Linked DNA regions of Mus musculus: region 1 is linked to region 2. The links are chromatin contacts, found by Hi-C or POLR2A ChIA-PET in ENCODE. All regions are on one chromosome and are shown on one strand. The core of a region is the stretch at or near the end of the contact, and the rest is flanking DNA. Distances in the headings are between cores, read along the strand shown.

Region 1 (6,402 bases), core at 2,573-5,072, 270 kb after region 2:
TTCATATATATATATATATATATATATATATACACGCATACACACTGCAAATGCAATCAAAAGTTAAATATTGAAAAAAAGAATGACATTTGAAAAGAAAAAGTCTTATTGTGATGTTATATTTATCACAATGGAATTACAAAGTGTAAGATAACAGAAAAGGAAAGTAAAAATTACTCAGAATTTGCTCACCCTTCGACCTCCACAGACACCTGTAGTACTGTGTTTTGCAGCGTTTATTTTATTGAGGTGCTGGGGGCTAAATGCTCACACATTCATGGGCGTGCTCAGCACCCTGCTCCCGCTTCCACCCTCTGATTTCTTTCTTGAAACGGTGAGCATTTTGTCGCTCTATCCAACAACACTCTCTGTGGCTGCTCACATAAGGCCAGCCAGTCTCTAAACAATCCCTTATTGTTGGTTCTTTATACCCATTCCAAGTCTCCAGGATTGTAAATAACTCCTCAATGGGCATTCTTGTCCACCAATCTCTGCGTTCATCTCAGACTCTTTCCTTAGGGTAAATTCCTAGAAGCAAAATCACTGGTAAGAAGAGTCAGACACATTAAGACCTTTGATAAGCACCATTGAGTTTGTTTCCAAAGTTTACGACAAGCGCTATATGCAACATCAGCCTGTGTTCTCTCTCACCAGCCCCTACCTGCATCTACAATCCTGGTCCCTATCACTGGAAACACATAGCACAACACACATAGACATAATTCTATCTGCATAAGAGCACTGCTCTTAACAATTTGGTGAAGATTTCTTCCAAATTGTTCTCTGAGCACATGGGCTTGCGTGTGTGTGTGTGTGTGTGTCCGCATATATGTCTGTGTGTATATACTTTGTAGATTGTCAATGATGAGGACAGGACATTTCTTCTATGATTATTTTTATTTATATGTGTGTGTGTGTGTGTGTGTGTATGTGCACATGTGTGCAGGTATACTAGGAGACCAGAAGAGGGCAGCAGATTCCCTGGAGATAGAGTTACAGGCAGTTGTGGACTACTGATGTGGCTGCTGGCAACAAAACGTAGTCAATCAATCAATCATTAATCAATCTTCAAAAACTAAAACAAAATACAACAAAAAAAATGACACCTCAGGACCAAGAAGTCCAAGACAGAGACCAGGGCTTAGTGGGGGAATGATCACTCAAACATGTGGGAGACCTCAGTTTCCCTCAGCACAACAAAAATAATAAAACACGAACTATAAGACGACGTAGACTTAGGAGGCTGTGGATGGACGCAGGTCTCCAATGACAGTTAGTGGGTTCTGGGTAATTTTTAGTTTCCTTTTCTGCTTTCTTATGCTTTGTAATTTTAGTATGATAAACATGATCTTACAACCCGATGGGCTCTTTCTCCAGCCCTGTAACCTCAGTTCTTTTTTTTTTTTTTCCATGTAGCCCAGGCTAGCCTCAGACTTGCTTTGTAGCTGAGGCTGATCTTGAATTTCTGGTCCCCTCCCCGCCCCCATGTCGTGAGAGCTGTGAATACAGATGTATACCACCATGCTTGGCTTTCTGATTCTTTATATGACTGAAATATTGTCCTTTTAAGTTTTATTCAGATTTTTTTATGTGTATGAGTATTCAGCCAGCATGTATGTCTGTGTACCTGTGCCTCTCAGAAGAGAGCCTTGGATCTTCTGGAATTATGAATGGCTGTGAACTGACATGTGGGTGTTGGGAACAGAACCCAGATCCTCTGCAAGAACTACTGCTTTTAACCATAGAACCATCTCTCTAGGGCCCCTCCCCACTTTTGAGACAGGGTTTCACTCTATAGCTAAGGCCAGCCTTGAACTCTTGGTAATCCTCCTGCCTCAGTGCAGTGTACAGTATTATCATGTGTGCAGATTGTATGTGTATAGTACTATCACGTATGCAGATCACATGTGTACAGTACCATCGTGTGCACAGATCACATGTGTATAGTACCATCTGTGTAGAGATAGTAAAGTATTATGTGTGCAGATCACATGTGGACAGTACCATCATGTATGCAGATCACATGTGTATAATACCATCATGTGTGCAGATTGTATGTATACAGTATCGTCATGTGTGCAGATAGCACATGTACAGTATCATCATGTATGCAGATCACATGTGTACAGTACCACCACACGTGCAGATCACATGTGTGCAGTATCATCATGTATGTAGATCACATGTGTACAGTATCATCATGTGTGCAGGCTGTATGTGTAGAGTATCATCCCCAGATGCTGTCTTCTATGATGCTCGTTTCTCAGTGCCCTGAGATTGTGTCATTTGTGTATGCTCTAGCGTTTCTCACTCATCGCTTATGGCAAACTTGTGCTCTGCCTCGTGTTCTCCCATGTGAAATGCGGGCATGAATTTCCTGCCTTGGATACAGAGTTTAAGTAATTTCTTAGAAATAAAAACACCGAGATAAAAAGTGTACATCTTAAAAGATTTCAGCGAATATTCTAGAACTCAGTGCCACGTGCACTTGCCGTCAAGGGATGGTGTCCCCTGCGGTGCCAACGCTGTGAGCTACTGTTCCTTTTCAATATCACAGCTCCGAAAGGCGTGAAGAGCGATGTCATTAGTCCATACTTCAGTTGCTTGGTTACTAATGAATTGGTGAGTGTTCTCATGCACGGCCCAGGCTCACTTCCTGAAATTCCATCTGCGGTTTAGCTTCCCTGCTTGGCTGCTGTGTGTCTTTGGCCATCTTTTATTGTTCAGTAGGACTCTTGTCTATTTGAAAAGTGTTTTGTTTTGTTTTGTTTTTTTCTTTTAAGTTTTGCAAGACAAGTTTTCTCTGTGTAGCCTTAGCTGCCCTAGAATTCACTCTGTAGATCACACTGGTCTTAAACTCGGAGGTCTGCCTGCCTTTACCTCTTACGTGTTTGAGTTAACCGTGTGCGCCACCATACCCTGATATTTGAAGAGTCTCAATCTGTTGAGTATCTTGGATTCCTCTTTCCCAGGGGAGGAGTGTTGGGAGGCCTGTGGAATCCAGGCAAGTACTACATCACTGAGAAATATTTTCCTTAATTAGCTGGGCATGGCAGGGCATGACTTTAATCTCACCAATCTGGAGGCAGAGGCAGGCATATCTCTGTGAGTTTGAGGCCAGCCTGGTCTACTAGTTCCAGGATAGCCAGGGCTACACAGAGAAACCCTGTCTTGTGGGGGAAAAAGTCTAATTTGTTATCCATGGAACCTCAGAGCCACCTGAGAGGAGACCTATTTACAGGATGAACAAATGACCCTGTGGCTATAAACCTGGCTTGGAAGTGCACGTGCCTGCCGGCTGTTTTTAATTTTTATTAAAATCTGTGAGCAGTTATTTAGCACCAATAGCCAGAAGTCTGAGTCATGAATGCATCTCCAGTTCAGGGACTTATTTCCTCCTTTAGCATTTCTCTTCCTTTGTATGGAGGCATGATGCAGACTCTTCTATCCCCCTCCCCCTAGTCCTCACAGCCTTCGACCCCCAATGGAGCTCTCTAGAAAGAATAGGCAGGGCCAGGAAACAGAAGGATTTGACCACAGGAACACAAACGTTCCTGAAAAACAAGTCAGGACTAAGGAAAACCCAAAGAAGTAGCAAGAAGTGTTTCCAAGAGTCAGTCATTCACCCATGCACCACGGGGAGGGAGGAGGGAGGGGGTTGTCCCAGCGCACAGAGGAGGCCGGGCATCTCCCTGTGACTGTGTGGGAGAGAGCTCCTGTGACTGAGGAGCGAACGTAAGAAAGCCACGTCCAGGGCGCCTGTGTGCATCTTCCTTTGGATCTCAGCTCTGCTCAAGTGAGGAGGAGTCAGGATGTGGACCAGAGCCTCCAAAGTCAACCCAGGATGTGCCTGCAGTGACTTCCTGCTGCCTTGCGCCAAGGATGTCAGGCGGTGAGTCAGAGCCCAGGTATTTTGGCCCAGCCGCTGTTTTGACAATAAGGGTGATTAAACAGACCGTTTATTTTTTTATTCCCCCCACCGCCCCTCCCCGCACTTCCAGAAGAGCTTTGTTCTGGGTCTTGACAAGAAAAGAGACTCCCAGAGGCAGAATGGTGCTCACAGGAAGCAAGTAAGAGCACCCTTGGGTGGGTGAATGGCTTCCCTGCCTGCAGCCCCTGAAATCTAGGTCTTGAAGAACAATTCAGAGAAGCTGACTTGAGTAGCAGCATGAAAGACTGGGTTAGGCACCAAGTGGGACTTCCTGCTCAGAGAGCTTTCTTCTTTCCCTGAGTAGGAGGCAGTTCGTTGAGAGGCTGTCTCCTGCCATGCGGTGAGACCTTTTACCTTGAGGTCTGGGTAGCACAGCAAAGATGTCAGGAAACAGAGGCAGGAGCCTGGGACGCATTTACCAGGGCATTGATGAACTGCTGTGCTCTGAGCTTGAGAGTACAGAGGAGAGAGAACAGACAGACGACCAGCAAGCTAGCCTAAAAGGGGTGAAGACAGGAAGCAGAGATGTGGAACTGGCCTGGGCGTGGGGGGGCAGAGGAGGCTCTGACAGAGCATCATGTGAGAACTAGTGATTCATTCTAGCTCACACAAACCCAGATGCAACCCCCCCCCCCCCCGCCTGCCTCCCTGGCTCCCAGAACAGACCTGTCACTGTGGCTTCTGGGCACAGGAATCACAGGCTGAAGCATCCCAAGGTGACAGGGTTATCTTGACCCAGGCCTGGATCTGCGACTCTCTGCACTTCCCTGAGCTTGGTGATCAGGCCTGATGGGCCCTTTCACGCCCAGGTCGGGGCCCAGTCTTTGTGGGGGGAGTAAAACTCTTCCAACTTGAGTCCTGGGTCTCAATTCAGGATCAGACACCTACTCAGGAACCTATCGGGATGTTAGTCAGGGGAACTCTCAGCCCTAGGTCCAGAGAGGGGAAGGAATGGCTCCAGGTAACATATTGGTGAAGGAAGCCCCAGAATGGCCAGTCCAGATATGAAGACACCGGCATGGGTCAGTGTCCAAGGCTCTTGTGGGGCTCTGACCTAGCTGCCAGTCCCTAGCCTTTGAGGTGTCAGCAGCCAACGTGCCCACATCTTTCAGGTTGCAGGTCCTATTTTCCGTCCCTATGAGCCTTGCCAAGTGTTTGAGGTGTCCTGCAGCAGGGAGGGAGGCTGGAGCATTCCTGGGGAGATGAGGGGGCTCCCCCAGCAGTGGGAACGCTTGTATTACCCAAGTGCAGCCTGTGACACTGTGACAGTGGTCACCCAGGTGGTACCTCCCATCAGCACCAGGTGCTTCCTGTGTTTGGGGGGGGTCGTAGCTAGAATCTTCGAAGGTTCCGTACCATTGACGGTCTGTAAGACTATCCTGGCACAGGCCAGGAAGCTATTGCAAATAAATGTATCACTTCCTTCTCAGACTCCAGCGTTTTTTTAGAATGATGCTAAAACCAACAATGCACACAACACGGGGAGAGGAAGGAGACAAGATGGTGGAAAAGGGAGAGTAGGCTCAGCGTGGTGGCTTTAATCGCCCGTTCATCTCAGCGCCTGGGAGGCAGAGGCAGGTAAATCTATGTGAATTCAAGGTCAGCCTGATACACACAGTGGGTTCTAGGCCAGCCAGGGCTATTCTACATTCCTTCCTTCCACCCAGCCTCCAATGCCATGTGAGAGACCCTGGGTACCTGTGTTACCCTCTGGTCTCCCAGTTTTCTTCCCTGCAGAGTGTGGCTGAGAAGACTGCCTTGGGGGTGTGAGGGGAGGGACCAGTGTGGGCTGAGAACAACCTGGGGCGAGACTGAAGCTTCAGAGGAGGGACAGATGCATTTGGTGGGGACCACTATGGGGCTTGGTCCCCTAGGTCTCAGAGCAAGGATGTGCTCTTCTGAAGGGGACAGACACACAGAGAGCTTAGCACCTCTGGGGATGATGGGGGGTGGTGGTGGAGGTGAATTCGCTGCCCCACTTTCTTCTGATCGTTGACCCCGATGTCCACCCAGCCAAGCCTGGACTCCCTCCCACGTTGAGAGCTCTCTGTGTGCAGAGATCCTGAGAATGGGGCTGGGCTTCTGAGAGTTAATCTATGCTGTTTATCTTTTAAACACCATTAACCACAAATTAGCTGATTCTTTCATGGCAATAAATTAATAGATCCCATTAGTAAACAGTCAATTACAAGATGATTACTTTTCTGCCGGAGCCTCAAGCTTTTTATGACTGATGCTGTCAGCCTCTCGCCCAACTCTCCTTGCTGGGTTTCTGGCTCGCAGGCCTGCATCCTCCTGTGTACCAGGGAGGCTGAGGGTGGGATTGAGGCAGTCTCAGGAACCAGAATGTGAGCAGAGAGAGTGGCCTGCTTGCAGAGAAGAAACAACCAACAGCTCCTGTTTCCAACACAGAAAAGTCCACAGGGTGGTCGCTACCCTTCACCCCTGCGCCGATCATAAACACACACCAC
Region 2 (6,259 bases), core at 1,588-4,087:
CTGCACGGGATGATCTGTGTTGTGTCAGTCTTAACGAGATCTTAAGACTAAACTAATCACACTCAGAGACGCTGGCACTCCCTCCTCCTTAAATGAGGCGCTCAGGATCCACCATGAGCTCAGAGGGTCTGAGGTTTCCACAGCAGAGCCATTTCCTGAAGAAACAGAGGCTCAGGTAGCCTCCAGGCAGGGTCAACCTAAAGTTTCTACCCAAAGCCACGGAGGAAAGGATTCGATTCCACGAGCACTGTACAGATTTGCTCAGGGACTAAGGTCTTTTACAGCCAAGCCTAAGGACCTGGGTTAGGGTCTCTGGACCCACTCTGACAAGTTGCTCTCTGACCTACACAGTGGCATATGCATAGGTGCACACAAACAAAATGCACATCATTTAAAAAATACCGATTGTGGGGGCTGGAGAGATGGCTCAGCGATGAAGAGTACTGGCTACTCTTCCAGAGGTCCTGAGTTCAATTCCCAGCAACCACATGGTGGCTTATAACCATCTGTAATGCCCTCTTCTAGTGTGCATGAAGACACATTCATAGTCATAAAATAAGCAAAGAAATCTTTTGTTTGTTTTCGTTTTGGGTTTGCTTTTTGTTTTGTTTTGTTTTTAGTTTTTTTCAAGACAGAGTTTCTCTGTGTAGCCCTGGCTGTCCTGGAACTCACTCTGTAGACCAGACTGGCCTCAAACTCAGAAATCCGCCTGCCTCTGCCTCCTTGCATCCCCAGTGTTGGGATTAAAGGCATGCGCCACCACGCCCGGCAGAAATAAATCTTTTAAAAGCCGAAATTGTAAATACAGGTAATTCTGTACCTTAACAGGCCTGGAGACACAGTTTTCTTTACATCTGTCCATGTCACCTGAAAAAGGAAACAAGAGCCTTTCTTTTAGGAGGAGTCCAAGTCCTTCACCTTCGGATCTACACCAAATGACCTTGATGGTTCTCACTCAGCTCAAAGATTTACTACAAGAAAGTTGCACATGCCACAGGGTTCCCCTTTTCAGATCAGGGAAGCTAGGCAGGAGGCAGAAGCCCTGAGCAAAGGACTGCAGTTGCAGCTACCTCACACTCCTGGGCCCCAGACCAAGGTTAATAACCAGCCCTGCAGTTTAGCTTTCCCATAATAGCTACACCAGGGTCTTATCCCTAAGAGGTTTCTATTTCCTGTATTTGCAGTGGAGCCAGGATTTGTTTGTTAGGTTTGGATTTTTTTTTTGAGACAGGGTCTCCCTGGGTAGTCCTGGCTGTTCTGGAACTCATTATGTAGGTAGACCAAGCTGGCCTTGAACTCACCGAGTTCCTCCCTCTGCCTCCAAAAGGCTGGGATTAAAAGAATGCAAGACCACACCTAACCTTTATGTTTGTGGTAGAGACAAGAGTTCCATGGATCCCAGGCTGGCCTTGAGCATGCTATACGGTGGAGGATTACTCTGAACTCCTGATCCTCCCGCCTGCAGTTCCGCAGTGCTAGGACCACAGAGGTCATCACCATCCTCGGGGTTCCAAGTGCTGGGAATGGAATCCAGGGCTGGCTAGGCAAGCACCCTACTAACTGAACTACATCCCCAGACAGGCTCTCACTTATTAGCTGTGGCTGGCCTTAAATCGAAGGCTAACCTCCTGCCTCAGACTGCTGATGTAAGCAACCACACATTTAGGTGTGTGTGTGTGTGTGTGTGTGTGTGTGTGTGTGTGTGTGGTGGGGATGGAGGTGTTGAGGTAGGGACGTATGTGGATGTAATTTAGGCTGGTTTTTCGGACCTACTGTGTAGCTGAGGATGACCTTTGACTTGATCCTGCCTCCACCACCTTACTGTTGGAATAAACAGCGGCGGCCACCACGAAGGCAGTGTTCAATCCTAAAACTTCTGGAATATTCTACAAACTGAGCTTTAGCGGGTCTGCGCTTTGAAACAGACCCTCAAGTAGTCCCGACATAAACTGCTCAGAAGGCTGCGGGAAGAGCAGCACCAGTCCTGGGCACTCTACGAGGGAACTCCCGTTCATCCACAGACTCGTCGAGTCGACTTAGACTCTGATTCTCCACCCGAAGCAGTCCCCAATAAGCCGCAGTTCCCGCATCCACCATCGGTTTGCAAATTACTCGGTTAGCTGATGGTCTGGATCCCCATTCCCACAAGAACCTAAAACCAAGCCGGGAAATCTTAAACGTCTGGACCTTTCTTAAACAGAATGCAAACCCACTGAGACAGTCCATTACCCCGACGCCACACAGCCTTCCCTATCCGTTTGCAGCATCCAGGCTCGCCCTCAACAGCCATGTCCCTTTCCAACTCACAGGCAGGAACCTGCTCCCGACCGAAGCCTCCAAGCGATCCCGGTAGCTCAGCCGTTACAATTCAAAGGTTCTCCTTTTAAAATAGGAGTCAAACCCTCTACTCCAAGAGCTGATTGGCTAGAGCCGGAGCAATGCCGTTCTGTGATTGGCTCACCGTAAACGCGACTATGGGAAGCTCGTTCCCTGCCGTAGCTGGGCGCAGGCGCACTGAGCTGTCGGAGCCCGGAAGTGGTGCACCAACGGCCCGTCCGATCTGCGGCCGTTCTATCGCCCGCCGTGCTCCCCAGGATCAGGCGTTCGCCAGTCACACACAGCCCTTTGGATTCAAGGCAGTCGCGGAGGTGATTAGTTCGGAGACGGTGAATGAGCGTCTCGAACGTGCCAGTGAGTAAGATGGCGAGAAGGGCAGACTTGCGAGGGAGCAGGGATGCTCGGCGCTCGGCTGCATGCCCTTTGCACGTGCGCACTGGGTGTGCACTCCGAGCGATCGATCGGGCACGATTCGCTCCTCCATTTTTCTAGAAGAGAGCGGGAGACCGAGACCCTGATCTGCGGGTACGGGGTCAAGGGGGCGTAAGGAAGCGGGCTAGTGTGGTTGGCTAGGGTCTGTAGTGGATCACGTGAAGGACCGGGGCTAACGGAGAGGATGGCAGGAGGCCGCTCGCCCCAAGTCCGTGTCCTAGAGTTGGCCGGCCCGGCCTGCACCCCGGCTCTCAAAGGGCCTCGGTCCCGGTGGGTCCAAGCCGGAATTCCGCCCTGAGCAGAAGTGGTCGCGCGGCTTCGCTTTGGGCCCCCTGCATTCCCCGGTGTTAGCTTTCCGGGGGCGAGCTCCTCCGGTCTCGTGCCTCGGTGTCCCCTCCGGGAAGGATATAAGTTATCTGTGTCCCATTGGAAGTTAAGCGGGGAGTTAAGTAAAGGCTCAACCTCCTTCTCCCACCCCCGTTTTCTTTAAATGTCGTGATACAACCCCAGATGTTTCCTGACAGGAGTAAAGATGATAGGTCAAATGGTTAAGTTCTGGGCTCTGGAGTGTGCAGGCTCCCCCTCAACTTTGAGGGGAAGGGGAGGGCTTAACTTGAACGGGTGCCCTAGATTCTTAGAACACATTTCACCCTCTGTTGTGTCCCAATATCTTATGCAGGGGTAGATTTGTATTCATTTCTTTCTTTTTAAAAAAAAACTTATTTAGCTTTATTTTACATGCATTGGTGTCTAGGTGGCAGGCCCCTTGGAACTGGAGTTAGAGACAGTTGTAAGCCGCCATGGGAATTGAACCCAGGTCCTTTGGAAGAGCAGACAGTGCTCTTAACCACTGAGCCATCTTTCCAGCCCCCATTTCTTTCTAATGAACACGAATATATTGAATAGCTTCGTTTAGTGATTGGATGCTAATTAGGTGCTTGGCACCGCATCTGCCAGTAGGACCTGCATGGTGTTATTATTGTTAAGAACTCTGGTCAGTACTATGCTGTGTGGCCTTGCTAGTCATTTGGTTTAAAACTGAGCCCGGGGTGTCTGTCAGCAAGCATTGTAACTCTTGGCTGTTTCTCCAGGCTACCTTCTTGCTTGATGTCTCCAGACTCCTATAGTCAAACATCTAACCACACACATACTTATCAAATTACCCACCCAGGTTGATTAAGAAATCAGTTTTGTTTGGAGAGCTTAGATCTTAAGAGTATAATGTGTTTGGATTTTTACATTTATTTGTTTTGATGGTAATCATTTTTTTGTTTGTGATAGGGTCCCACTATGTAGTCCTGGCTGGCCTGTGATAGGGATCTATAGACAAGGCTGGTCTCAATATCACAGGGATCTGCCTGCCTCTGCATCCCAAGTGCTGGGAATAAAGACATGGGGCATGTGCTTGACACATTTTTATTAAGCAGTTTAACTTAGGATCTTCCCAAAGCATTGAACTTAGCTTATTTTTTCATTCTGTTATCCTTATTTGTTTTTTATGATGTATTTGTGTGTTCATGTACTACCTCATCAAGTTGTATAATTATAATAATGAGCTCGGTTGCCTGGAAACAAGTTTTAAAAATAAGCACAACAGTCACTAGTAGATTTACATTCCAGCTGGTGTAAAGTGGTCCAGGCAGCCACCGAAACATTGCAGACTCCACAGTTGACAGAAGAATCGGAGGGATAGCAACAGGGAATAAAAGTTTATCAGCGAAGAGAAGATGGTCAGGGATCCTACTGTATCTATCAGTGATGTTATTTTAATAGTTTCTTTATGCACTTTCTGTGCACCATTTTGATTAAACTCCAGTAACTTAGGTAACAGCTGAGGAGCCTGAACAGAGAAAGCAAGGTCGCCATCCTAAGATAAAACACCTACTGAAGCTGAGATTGAAGTGTGTGTTACGCCTGGCCTAGGAGCCCTGTGTTTCCAGGGCCTGGGGTGTGCCTCTCCCTGCCTTTTACTCAGTGCCTGGTTTCTCTTGCAGCGGTCAGGGAAACTGTCATACTCTTCTGCAAAATGTACAGAACCAAAGTGGGTTTGAAGGACCGGCAGCAGCTCTACAAGCTGATCATTAGCCAGCTGCTCTACGACGGTTACATTAGTATCGCCAATGGCCTCATCAATGAGATCAAGCCCCAGTCGGTGTGCGCCCCCTCGGAGCAGCTCCTGCATCTCATCAAGCTAGGTAAACCGTGGGTGTGGATTCCAGAAGGACGGTCTCCAGGCTTGCCCGGGGCAGTTTATGAAATCACTCCTGTGTACCTTCAATGTGGATGTATGCAGAATACAGTGGTGGTACTGAAAGAGTGGGTGGAGTCCAGGGGACGAAGCTGCTTCTCATATATTGTACCCATCTGCCGGGCACTCCCCTCAAGTCCCAGCTCAGGACTCACGGCCCTCTCACCCCTATAAAGATTACCCTGTCTCCTCCATGCTCCTCCGCTTGGTTCCCTACTTAACAGACACTGCTTGCTTTGTTCTTTGTCTCAGTTCCACGCCGTCTTCACCTTCCCGTTCCATACTCACCAGGTAGACCAGAATTTCTGTTGATATTAGGATCGTGGGTTAGCCATTGATACCTGTTGAAATAAATAATTTATAAAGGGACCTGGTGCTGGCAAGTTCCAGCTACCCACCCCAAAGATTTACACACACCCACAGCCTTTATGTTTGACATGCCTTAAGCATCACTGCTGCTGGGCCACTTCCTAGCCTTACTAAATTTTATATTCTACCTTGGCTGCCCTGGACCCAGAGGGCTGCCCAGCTGGGCTGCACTCTCCTGGCTTCTTCACCCAGCCATGCCTCGCTGTCCTCCACTCTTCTCAGGCATTGTCTCCTCCACCTTCTCTTCCTGGCATGGTGGATCTCCTCCCTCTTCTCTCAGTCAGGAATCCTAAAAGTCCCACCTCTGTCCTGCCCAGCCATTGGCTGCTGACATCTTAGTGTCTTAGTGTGGACAGTCATATAAGCAGTTTTGGAGACACAAATCAACATTATAATGCACTCAGCATAGGCCAAACCCACTACAGATACCTGCCTTACCCCCTCCGCAGTGTTTGAAATCCCCCAGCTGCATCCAACGTTACTCCGAACATTTATGGGAAGTTTGTTTTGTTTCAGGTTGCTTTCAGTCTATTTCCTGCTTTCAGCAAGTGATTACCACACACGCACACACACATGCACATAGGGAGAGGTGTTTTAAGACTTTAATTCTAGATATCCTTAAAAGTGTATAATGTTGGGTTGGAGAGATGGCTCAGCTGTTAAGAGCATGACTGCTCTTCCAGAGGTCCTGAGTTCAAATCCCAGCAACCACATGGTGGCTCACAAACATCTATAATGATATCTGATACCCTGTTCTGACACATAGGGTATATGCAGATAGAGCACAAAATGTATGCATAAAGTAAATAAATGATCTTTTTTTTAAAAATACATGACATTGAAGCAATATAATATTGAAGACTTGTTCTGATG

The links. Hi-C counts contacts between places; a loop is a spot of excess contacts on that map. ChIA-PET counts read pairs that join two places held with the same protein, here RNA polymerase II (POLR2A).
Region 1: a map of Patski shows a loop between it and region 2 (2.3-fold over the local background). The contact joins the enhancer-like site here to the promoter of Cstf1 in region 2. A Hi-C loop is called at or near these places in 1 of 37 maps with a recorded cell type or tissue (Patski). POLR2A ChIA-PET finds 5 or more read pairs at or near these places in 1 of 5 experiments (Patski).

The regions. Positions count from the first base shown.
Region 1 is chr2:172,640,209-172,646,610 of GRCm38, forward strand. No RefSeq gene overlaps it. Among named protein-coding and RNA genes, the nearest start is that of Gm36156, 20 kb to the right of the region's middle. Within about 2 kb of position 3,823, at least 1 of the 3 ENCODE cell types and tissues checked has a DNase peak (open chromatin) inside an H3K27ac peak, as active enhancers do.
Region 2 is chr2:172,368,166-172,374,424 of GRCm38, forward strand. It overlaps Cstf1 (cleavage stimulation factor, 3' pre-RNA, subunit 1), which reads left to right and starts at 2,838. Exons shown (of 6, transcript NM_024199.2): 1 at 2,838-2,862; 2 at 4,764-4,964. The coding sequence starts at 4,796. It overlaps Aurka (aurora kinase A), which reads right to left and starts at 2,405. Exons shown (of 9, transcript NM_001291185.1): 1 at 2,308-2,405; 2 at 821-867. The coding sequence starts at 862.